2 separate regions of the Homo sapiens genome follow, and region 2 is linked to region 1. Evidence: chromatin loops called from intact Hi-C (ENCODE). Cell type or tissue: A673. All regions are shown on one strand. Region 1 overlaps TBL1XR1 (TBL1X/Y related 1). Region 2 holds the start of LINC00578 (long intergenic non-protein coding RNA 578).

The links. Hi-C counts contacts between places; a loop is a spot of excess contacts. Peaks named below come from ENCODE experiments on the same cell type or tissue, not always from the same donor. Only the 100,000 strongest peaks of a DNase experiment are listed, where the experiment ranks them.
Region 2: it touches region 1 in a loop (4-fold over the local background); 1 of 110 quality-filtered maps calls a loop at or near these places.

The regions. Positions count from the first base shown.
Region 1 is chr3:177,067,836-177,072,835 of GRCh38, reverse strand. All of the region lies in intron 2 of TBL1XR1 (TBL1X/Y related 1), which reads left to right. Among named protein-coding and RNA genes, the nearest start is that of TBL1XR1-AS1, 33 kb to the right of the region's middle. In A673, no CTCF peak of the experiment used is centred here; DNase peaks (open chromatin) are centred at 1,945, 2,645, 2,915, 3,015 and 2 weaker places; H3K27ac peaks cover 5,000 bases.
Region 2 is chr3:177,441,354-177,446,353 of GRCh38, reverse strand. LINC00578 (long intergenic non-protein coding RNA 578) reads right to left here and starts at 4,433. Exons shown (of 4, transcript NR_047568.1): 1 at 4,244-4,433. RefSeq lists an enhancer at 4,406-4,535. In A673, no CTCF peak of the experiment used is centred here; a DNase peak (open chromatin) is centred at 2,673; H3K27ac peaks cover 88 bases.

The sequences.
Region 1 (5,000 bases):
CGCCTCGGCTTCTCAAAGTGTTGGGATTACAGGCGTGAGCCACTGCGCCTGGCCATTTCATTCATTTGCAGGAAAATGTCTGCCAAATCCCCAGTCTGAATAACTATATTGTCATTTCTTCTTTGAAGTATAAACGCTGTTCCATGAAAAAAGTGGCTAGTGTAACTTGCAATTCAAACCATTGCAGTCCTGTTTTTTGAGACAACCATCATTTTAGTATGCAACGGAAGTAACTCTGTTACTTAGCACTTTGTTACACACACAGCATATTAAAAAGATGTGTATTTGAACATTTAAGATTTTCATAATATCACCTTTTCTGTTTCATTCAAGGATATTCTTCAGGGAATTTTTTTTTTTTTTTTGAGTGCATAGTGGTGAAAAAATACAATGACTACTAGTAATACCATCAGGTCTTGATTCGTAATACTAAGGTGTGAGCAGTTTTACCCACTATCGCTTTGTAACATTGGTGCAAATGCCAATGGAGTGAAAAATGCAAGTAATATCTTAGTAATACCATAAAAGTAATTTTGACCTCACAGTTCCCTTAAAAAGTCTTGGGAACTCCAGGGGTCTACGGATCCCAATTACTATGCTAAATAAAAAGTTGATCACATTTTGTCATTAGTATAATAGAATACCGTATCTGATTTTAAGTTTTGAACACCTTGAACAGCCTTAACAGTGAAGTACATTGCTGTGTGTCTTTTAAGAAAGAATCTTCTAAGAAGGTACTATTCTATTAAGAAATATTAAGAGTTAACTTTGCAGTTAGAATCTGTAACTTGACTGGGTAGGGCACATATAAGGAATGTACACGGTAGGGCCTCAGTGTGGTTATGGAGTGATGTACTTCTCTTCTCCCCAGCCCATGTGCCCTGGGGGCTTTTTTGTTTGCCTGTTTTTTAAATAGTACATTTTATATGACAGTACTGCCAACTGTTTTCTCTCATCCTGTGAAATTGACCTATGAGACTTTCATGGTGGATTTCTCCTAGTTTTCAATAAAAGTTGGAAGCCTTCTCCAATTTATGTCAGTTATCTTTACTCCATATACTTTTCCCTTTTTCTTCTGGGTTTACTAGTAGCTGGGTTGTGTGTGAGTGCACATCTGTATGTGTCAATCTATTAGCTGAGTACTAAATTTAGTTTGCATCGTCTTCACTCGATTTGAGCGAGCATTTATTGCCCTGTGGGGGATGGATGTTGATCTCTTCACAGTTTTTTTTTAAAACTATACTTTGATACTTGGGCTGTTATCAATCACATATTTCTGCTTCCTGAACAATCTTTTGGACATTTTTACTCTAGCCCTTCCAGAGAATTGACTGAGTATAACCAATCCATGGACACAAGTTTTGATTTACTTACTAGTCTGAGTTACGTAGGATTTTTTTCCCTCATGAGGAACCAAGGAATAACCACATCTTCTTCTAATACAGTGTTTCATAAACATTACTGTGGGTAGTATTTATTACCCTGGCCTCCTTTTCTCTTTGTTCTTCCTATAATATTTGAGTTTTAAGCAGAGTTCCTATCTATTCAGGTGATTAACTGTCCTTGTAAAGCTTTAGCATGTGTTCCACTCTTTGAGATTCTTAGATGAAACCCCGTCTCTACTGAAAATACAAAAAATTAGCCGGGCACGGTGGCGGGTGCCTATAGTCCCAGCTGCTCGGGAGGCTAAGGCAGTAGAATGGCGTGAACCTGGGAGGCGGAGCTTGCAGTGAGCCGAGATCGCACCACCACACTCTAGCCTGGGCAACAGAGCAAAACTCTGTCTCAAAAAAAAAAAAAAAAACAGATTCTCAGAACATGTCTGTTCCAAAGCTAGAATAAGTAGTTAGTTTTAGTTGATAAAGTCTCATTAGCTTTCTATTGTAATACAGATTCCTATTCAGACACACTCAGTATTTTATGCTAGTCAGACAGATTTTGACAGATCTTGATTTTAGTTTATTTTTATTTATTTATTTATTTTTTTTTTGAGACGGAGTCTTGCTTAGCTGCCCAGGCTGGAGTGCAGTGGTGCAATCTCAGCTCACTGCAGCTACCGTCTCCTGGGTTCAAGCGATTCTCCCATCTCAGCGTCCTGAGTAACTGGGATTACAGGCACCTGCCTCATGCTGGCTAATTTTTGTATTTTAGTAGAGATGGGGTTTCGCCACGTTGGCCAGGCTGGCCCTGAACTCCTGACCTCAGGTGATCCACCCGCCTCGGCCCCCCAAAGTGCTAGGATTACAGATGTGAGCCACCGCACCTGGCCAATTTTTATTTTTCGTGTCTGACTTTCTAATTCTTTGCCAGACTGACATTGCTTTACCTTAAGTTCTGTGACTGATTACTGCTTAGTTATTGAAAATATGTACCAGAAGTATGACCTATCTTCTTATCTCTTAGCATTTTCATTTCTTGTCCTTCTTTGTTCCCCTGTTGATATACCTTGACTGTAATTTATTCAGTTATTCCATACATATTTATTATTTCCTAGGATATGTATTTTTATGTTTTAGAAGGATCTTAGTTATAATCTGTGTAAATAATCACTTTTATACATTTAGGAAGTTGAAGTCAATGTCTGTGGGCAATGAGGCAGCTCATCAGAGGTCTTTTGGGTATAAAAAGAAATAAATTTGTAGCTAATGACTCTTGGACTTAAATCAAAGTGACTCATCATATAATGGATGCTAGTTTACTGCTTTCAAGCCTCAAGAGCTTTGCTGAGACTTTTAAAAAATTGCTTAATTGAGATTATGAGTCAGTGTTCCCTATCATCAAATAAACAACAAATATTCTGTTTTTTAAAAAAGCATTTTGTGAAAACCATTCTTACCTGTGGGCTATACAAATATAGGTGACAGGTTGAATTTGACATACAGGCTGTAGTTTGCAGATCCCTGGCTTAGATCACAGTTGAAACCAGTTTGATACTAGAAGTCTCAGTTAACTAATGAATAATTGATTTGGTGTGTTGTTTTTCCTTCCTTCCTTCCTTCCTTCCTTCCTTCCTTCCTTCCTTCCTTCCTTCCTTCCTTCCTTTCCTTCCTTTTCCTTCCTTTCCTTCCTTTCTTTCCTTTCCTTTCTTTCTTTTCTTTCGTCAGAGTTTTCCTCTGTTGCCCAGGCTGGACTGCAGTGGTGCGATCTCGGCTCACTGTAACCTCCACCTCCCGGGTTCAAGCAATTCTCATTCTTCAGCCTCCCGAGTAGCTGAGATTACAGGCCTGCGCCACCATGCCTGGGTAATTTTTTTGTATTTTTTTTTGTAGAGATGGGGTTTCACCATGTTGATCAGGCTGGTGTCAAACTCCTGACCTCAGGTGATCTGCCTGCCTTGGCCTCCCAAAGTGCTGGGATTATAAGTGTAAGCCACCATGCCCAGCTGGTGTACTGTTTTTTTTATGTCTTTATATGTTGGTGTTTATAAAGGTTGATAAGTCTTAATAAACATCATGTGCAGTAGGTACTGAAATATTTCTTAATGAGATGAGCTTATTGTTTTCCCTTTTCCTGATTCCTGGAGATGTCTGTCTGAGATCTGACCCTGATTTTGGTCTTCTAATACATTTTTTAGGCCTATAAAAATGCTTTCTTAAAAATTGCTTTATGACCTCATACTCTCAGGTAGCTTGCAAGGTTCCTATATACAACTCTGTGACATATACTGACTCACGTCTTTGAAGTTTAGAAGTAGAGGAGACTGTCTGATTCCATTTTCTCATTTTATAGATGACACAGAGACCCAGAAAATTTGCATCACTTGTCTAAAATCATATAGGCCATCCAAGATGTTATTTTTAATTTACATCCGAGCTCTGGATTCCAATGAAAGAGAGAAGGAAAAGTAATTTAAGTTCGTCACATCTAAGTTATAATTATACTTTAGTTTTGGACTAAGTTATGTTTGTAAGATAAAGTAATTTCGATTACACATTTGACTTTAGATCATGCAAAGAGTGTCCAGATCTCTTAAAAATGTGCTATAGCTAGGAGATTTAAGAAGATAATCTTATTTCTTTCTTTGTGTCCATAACTCTTTCACTGTTTTTTTCAGTCATCTAGATTTAAAATTATGTAATCGAGGATCACAGTTGGGCCCTGGCTTCAAGAATGGAATCAGAAAAGAATATGCTGTCTGTCTTGATTGAGGGTGACATTTAAAGTAGTACTTTGATGTGTAGGAGAACTAGGAGAGGATTAAATATTTGGAGCAGTAGTTGTCCAGCGAGTATATGCTGAACTGAGTTTTGTGATGCTGAAAATGCTGTACATATTCAGCTCACTGAATAGTCGTAGCTGGATTGCCTCACTAGTCCTGTGTTTTTGTAATATTTGCTGAATTATTGGCTACAAAGTTATGCAGTAAAATGATATTTCATGGTGAACATTTACAATATTAAGCGAACTTTTGAATATAGCCACCAATTGGCTAAATATTAAGACTAATTTTGGATTTGCTTTTGGCTACATTAATATAGCTATGGTTTGAATTAAGTAGTTGATTGCCTATAAGTGATTGGAATTTTAAATAAAAGCTTTTATGAGTATACAAGTGATTTCTGAGAGGAGGAAAGTTACAAAGATCTAATTTTTGGGAGGATCTCAGTTAATATTTAAGAATGAGTAAATATGATCAGGTAGAATATACAAATAAATCCTTTGTGAATTTAGGAAGTGTCTATTTTGAATATCCTGTTTATTTAATAAGCCATAAGCTCTTTGAGGGCAGGACTTCATTTATGCATGATATACTCTTCATCAGGCCTGATACCTGGGTGGTGAAGTGTAAAGACTGGATGAGTGTCTCAGTGCTGTTTTGTGACCTAGTTTAAAGACAGTTGTTCTAAAAGATACCAGAATGGAGGAACTATAGTGGTAAGTCTTCTTGTGTACTCTTTGAGATCTGATTCCTAGTATTTAGTACTCATGCGGGCAGGGGAAGACTACATCACATCCTAGAGCGTTCATTTGGCTATATAAATAAACCATAATGGACAAGT
Region 2 (5,000 bases), 370 kb before region 1:
TGTTATTCCTTCAGGAAAGACTTGTGAGTTGGCTTTTTGGTCTCTCGATTGCTATTATCAAGGCCCCTTCCTGCTTTACAGTCCAGAGTCTGCCCAAGCTAATTGCTGCACTGAATAACAACTCACTGAGGAACTCGCCAGCCTGGGCAATAAGGAGTCGTGGCTTCTCTACCCTGGGCTGTGCCACTGCTCATTGTGTGACCTATACAAGCTACCTAAGCACTCTCAGACTCTATTTTCCTATCCAAAAAACAACAACAATGTCATCTTTAAGATACTATACCCCAGCTCTACAGCCCTATAATTCTCCTTCTATCCTTTTCATAAATACCTCTTTGTTATGTATTTTGTTTCTCTAGTGATGACTAGTATAGAATAAATAATTGCTACCTAGAAGATGTAATTAAGTTTATATATTATTTTCTACAACTAATATGCAATGGATTTTAATTTTATTCATAATTACTAACTTCAGGCTTAAAAAAATCTGTGTACTAAGTGGGAATATTGCACCATTTTTATAGCCTCTTCTTCTCATGTCAATAAAATAACATAATAAAACCCCACCCACACAGATGATAAGCCTCCCTCTATCACCAGGAAGCATAATTAGCAAATTAAAGCATTGGACTCACATTTATACTTATAATCCCAAGGTTTTGTTTTATTCAAGTAAAGCCTGTGGCCTAAATCACTGTGATTATAATATGGTACTAAGTAAATAAAAGTCTGTCTGCCTTTCACAATTATGTTTTAATTTCCCATTTTACATTTTCCAACATGCAAACTAGGTTTTGTTTACATTTTGATCTGATTTACTAAAGAACTTTCTCCCATAGAATCTTCTGAAAATAGAAGTGCAAGCATACATATAACACATGGATTTTTGCCCCCTATAAACATTAGCTTGTGTCTAGTCTTTGCTGGTAGCACACACATAGAAATACCAGTGTAGCCAGGCACAGTGGTTCACGCCCATAATCCCATCACTTTGGGAGGCTGAGGTAGGCGGGTCACGAGGTCAGGAGATGGAGACCATCCTGGCCAACATGGTGAAACCCCGTCTCTACCAAAAATACAAAAATTAGCTGGGTGTGGTGGCAGGTGCCGGTAATCCCAGCTACTCAGGAGGCTGAGGCAGGAGAATCACTTGAACCCGGGAGGCAGAGGTTGCAGTGAGCCGAGATCACGCCACTGCACTCCAGCCTGGCGACAGAGCGAGACTCCATCTAAATAAAAAAAAGAAAGAAAGAAATACCAGTGTTTTCAATTGGGAGAATTTTTAAACTTTGTCTACTATCTTCAGAAAACATTCTTTGAAAGAAAGGTTATTGTGTTTAGTCTGGTTTCTATACATGTCTCTGGAACAGCAGGATATAAGAACCCATTTTGGCAGCAGATCTCCAGAAAACACTGGCAATTCTGCAATGAGGGGAGGTACAACTTCCTAATGAAAGTGTTTCCTCAAATCTAAAGGTCATCTGAACACTTTCATACATACACAATACAATGTATGTATTGCGGTTGAATAGACACAACAAAGGAGGCAGACTGAAGTTCAAATCCTACCTCTGCCACTTACTAGTTGTGTGACATTCAGCAAATCACTTATCTAATCTTTCCAAGTCTCCATTTTTTTTTCTTTTTTTTTTGAGACAGAGTCTTGCTGTGTCTCCCAGGCTAGAGTGCAATGGCACGATCTCAACTCACTGCAACCTCCGCCTCCCAGGTTCAAGTGATTCTCCTGTTTCAGCCTCCTGAGTAGCTGGGACTACAGGTGTGTGCCACCACGCCTGGCTAATTTTTGTATTTTTGGTAGAGATGGGGCTTCACCATGTTAGTCAGGCTGGTCTCAAACTCCTGACCTCAGGTGATCCGCCTGCCTCGGCCTCCCAAAGTGCTGGGATTACAGGTGTGAGCCACCGGGCCCTGCCACAAGTCTCCATTTCTTCATTTGTAATATGAGTGAAATATTGCCTACTTCATAAGATTCATACAAAAATTAAATAAGATAATGTACATAACATGTTGGTACATAATAATCACTAAGAAATGATGTTAAACCTGTAATCCCAGCACTTTGGGAGGCCAAGGCAGGCGGATCATGAGGTCAGGAGATCGAGACCATCCTGGCTAACACGGTGAAACCCCATCTCTACTAAAAATACAAAAAAAAATTAGCAGGGTGTGGTGGTGGGTGCCTGTAGTCCCAGCTACTCGGGAGGCTGAGGCAGGAGAATGGCGTGAACCCAGGAGGCGGAGCTTGCAGTGAGCCGAGATTGTGCCACTGCACTCCAGCTTGGGTGACAGAGTGAGACTCCGTCTCAAAAAAAGAAAGAAAGAACGAAAGAAGGAAAGAAAGGAAGGAAGGAAGGAAGGAAGGAAGGAAGGAAGGAAGGAAAGAAAGAAAGAAAAAGAAAGAAAGAAATGATGGCAGTTATTTCTATTATTATTTTAGTATAATTATCACTGAATCAGAAAGAATGTGACCCTGGGGGTGTGTGCACACCATGATTTTGGCCATGACCTTCAGTCAGCAACATTAGTTTCTCTCAGAGGAGGTTCTACTGTGCCCCGGATAAGGGAATTGGAGCTCAGTGACACGTAGAAAACTGACAGCATTGAAGATCTCTAAAGGATACTCAAAACATTCTTGCCAGCCCTGCCTGAGGCTGCATTACTGCCTACCAGGTTTGTTTCTGCTCTCAGGCACTTATTACATTTCTCTGTTTTCATGCCAGCCTTCCTAGCTTACTTTGTGTTCCTTCTGCATTAGTCATCATAACGCCCCAGTTCAGTGACAGATAAGGTGGATAAGTCCCATTTGGTCCCTGCCCCTACAATTGGAAGAAGACAGGAATTAGGAGATGGACTGAAGCAGAGGTTAAGTGTTAAACACAGCAAGCCCACCCCACAGACACACAATTAGGTGACTCTAAAACCAACTTAATTGGTTAGTGACCAGTAGTAGTTTTCATGAAATAGAATAGAAAATATCAATATAAACCCCATACAGTAAGCAGTTTATTTCATTAAAAACTTTTATTGGCCAGGTGCGGAGGCTCATGCCTATAATCCCAGCACTTTGGGATGCTGAGGCGGGTGGATCACGAGGTCAGGAGATCGAGACCATCCTGGCTAACACAGTGAAACCCTGTCTCCACTAAAAATACAAAAACAAAATTAGCTGGGTGTGGTGGTGGGCGCCTGTAGTCCCAGCTACACGGGAGGCTGAGGCAGGAGAATGGCCTGAATCCGGGAGGCGGAGCTTGCAGTGAGCCAAGATCTCACCACGGCACTACAGCCTGGGTGAAAGAGTGAGACTCCATCTCAAAAAGAAAAAAACTTTTCAGTTGTGTGTGTCTGTATGAATATTTGTTTGTGTTGGTGGGTGGATGTGTGTGCATTTTGCAATATAAAATATATTTCTTTTGTTCTCATGTGGACTCGAAGGTCTCTAAGGTCTCTTTTAACTAGAAAAATTTAATAAATCTCCAAACTCTGTAGAACTGGGATTCAAAATGGCAGTAGTTGCCAATGTTCTGGTTTTATGGGGTTGGTCCATATTTTTTTTCCCAATAGAAAATAAATTAGGATTTTCCTTCATCAGTAAATAAAAATGTTAAAAGAATAAAACTAGAATCTACACTCAATCACCCAGGAAGATGAGAGGTCTGCTGGGACTGAGATTACAGAGAGAAATGAACACAGAGATCAGAGCTTGAAGCCAGCTGTGGAGCCCAGGGCCAGTGGCCCGCTTCTGCACACAGCATCCATCCATGGGAACTGAGTCAACTCATAAGGATCTAAAGAGAGCGGGGACATTGCCGGGGAGGAGGAGATGGGGGTTCCTCTCCCAGCATACACACACGCATGGCTCCCACACTCACATAAATGCACATCGAGAAGCCAGAAGATGTTGCAAGATGTGTCTGTGCGTCTCTCAAGCTTCTACAGGCTAATGAAAGCATGTTAGAGACAGAGAACAGGCCTGAGTTTCAAGCCTTCTGAAGTCTGTTTTTCACTCTGTCTCTCTTTGGCACAGAATAAGTCATTTCATTCTCCCCTCTATCCAGACAGTGAGTTAATTTACACTGACAACTATAACCAAGTTGATGAACACACCAAACATTGGTCAGTGCAGATTCTCCCTATTTGAAAACTGAAATAGGAAACTTTTATAGTTAGAAAGTGCTTTGCAAACATAAACTCAGAAAAAGAGGAACTAATCGGAGGATCTTACCTTTCGGTTCTCTAAGCGGTCACAGCCTAATGCTGCCAAATGGCTCCAGATGCTCATGTTGAGGTCCAGGCTCTCTCTCCATCTTCAGTCTCCTCCACTCACCAGGCTCCTATTAACACATTTTCTGCTCTTCAGATAGTGAAATGTGGACAGCTAGGTTTAAGCCACCAGATTCCATCGTGCTACACCGAGACCACAGCCAATCCACTTTGGCCTTCCTCACAAGTCTCCAAATCATGACCATATATGTATAAAACGCCCAGTCTCTTCCTTTGCTGCTAAAGATTGTTAGTCTCCATCATTAAGGAACTTTCTATCTCAGCCTCCAGAGGGGTACCATCACACATAGTTCTGAGGATACCTCACCATGTATGAACACAAAGCCAAGAAGGGGATCTCATCTTCTTTTTATCCTAATTGGTCTTGTGCCATAGGTTGGTACTAAGGCAACTATTTGCTTTTAGTTTAGTTGTTATTCTAGGTTATTTTCCATATAAATAATATATTAATCATTTGAACATGTGCCCTAGGAGAGTTTTGCAACTGGAACAATTCTTGAATCAAAGAAATAAATACTATAAACAAAGCATAGTTTTTCAAGTAGCTTTCCAAGGCTTGTTGCAATTAATCACAGGCTTAAGAATGCTACTCCATTATCATTCTATCAAATGCAAGCCACATGGGCTTTGTGGCCATCATCTCAAATAAATACATCTCACTCTCCTTTGTAAGTCTTCAGTATAGACAAAGGCCTCTG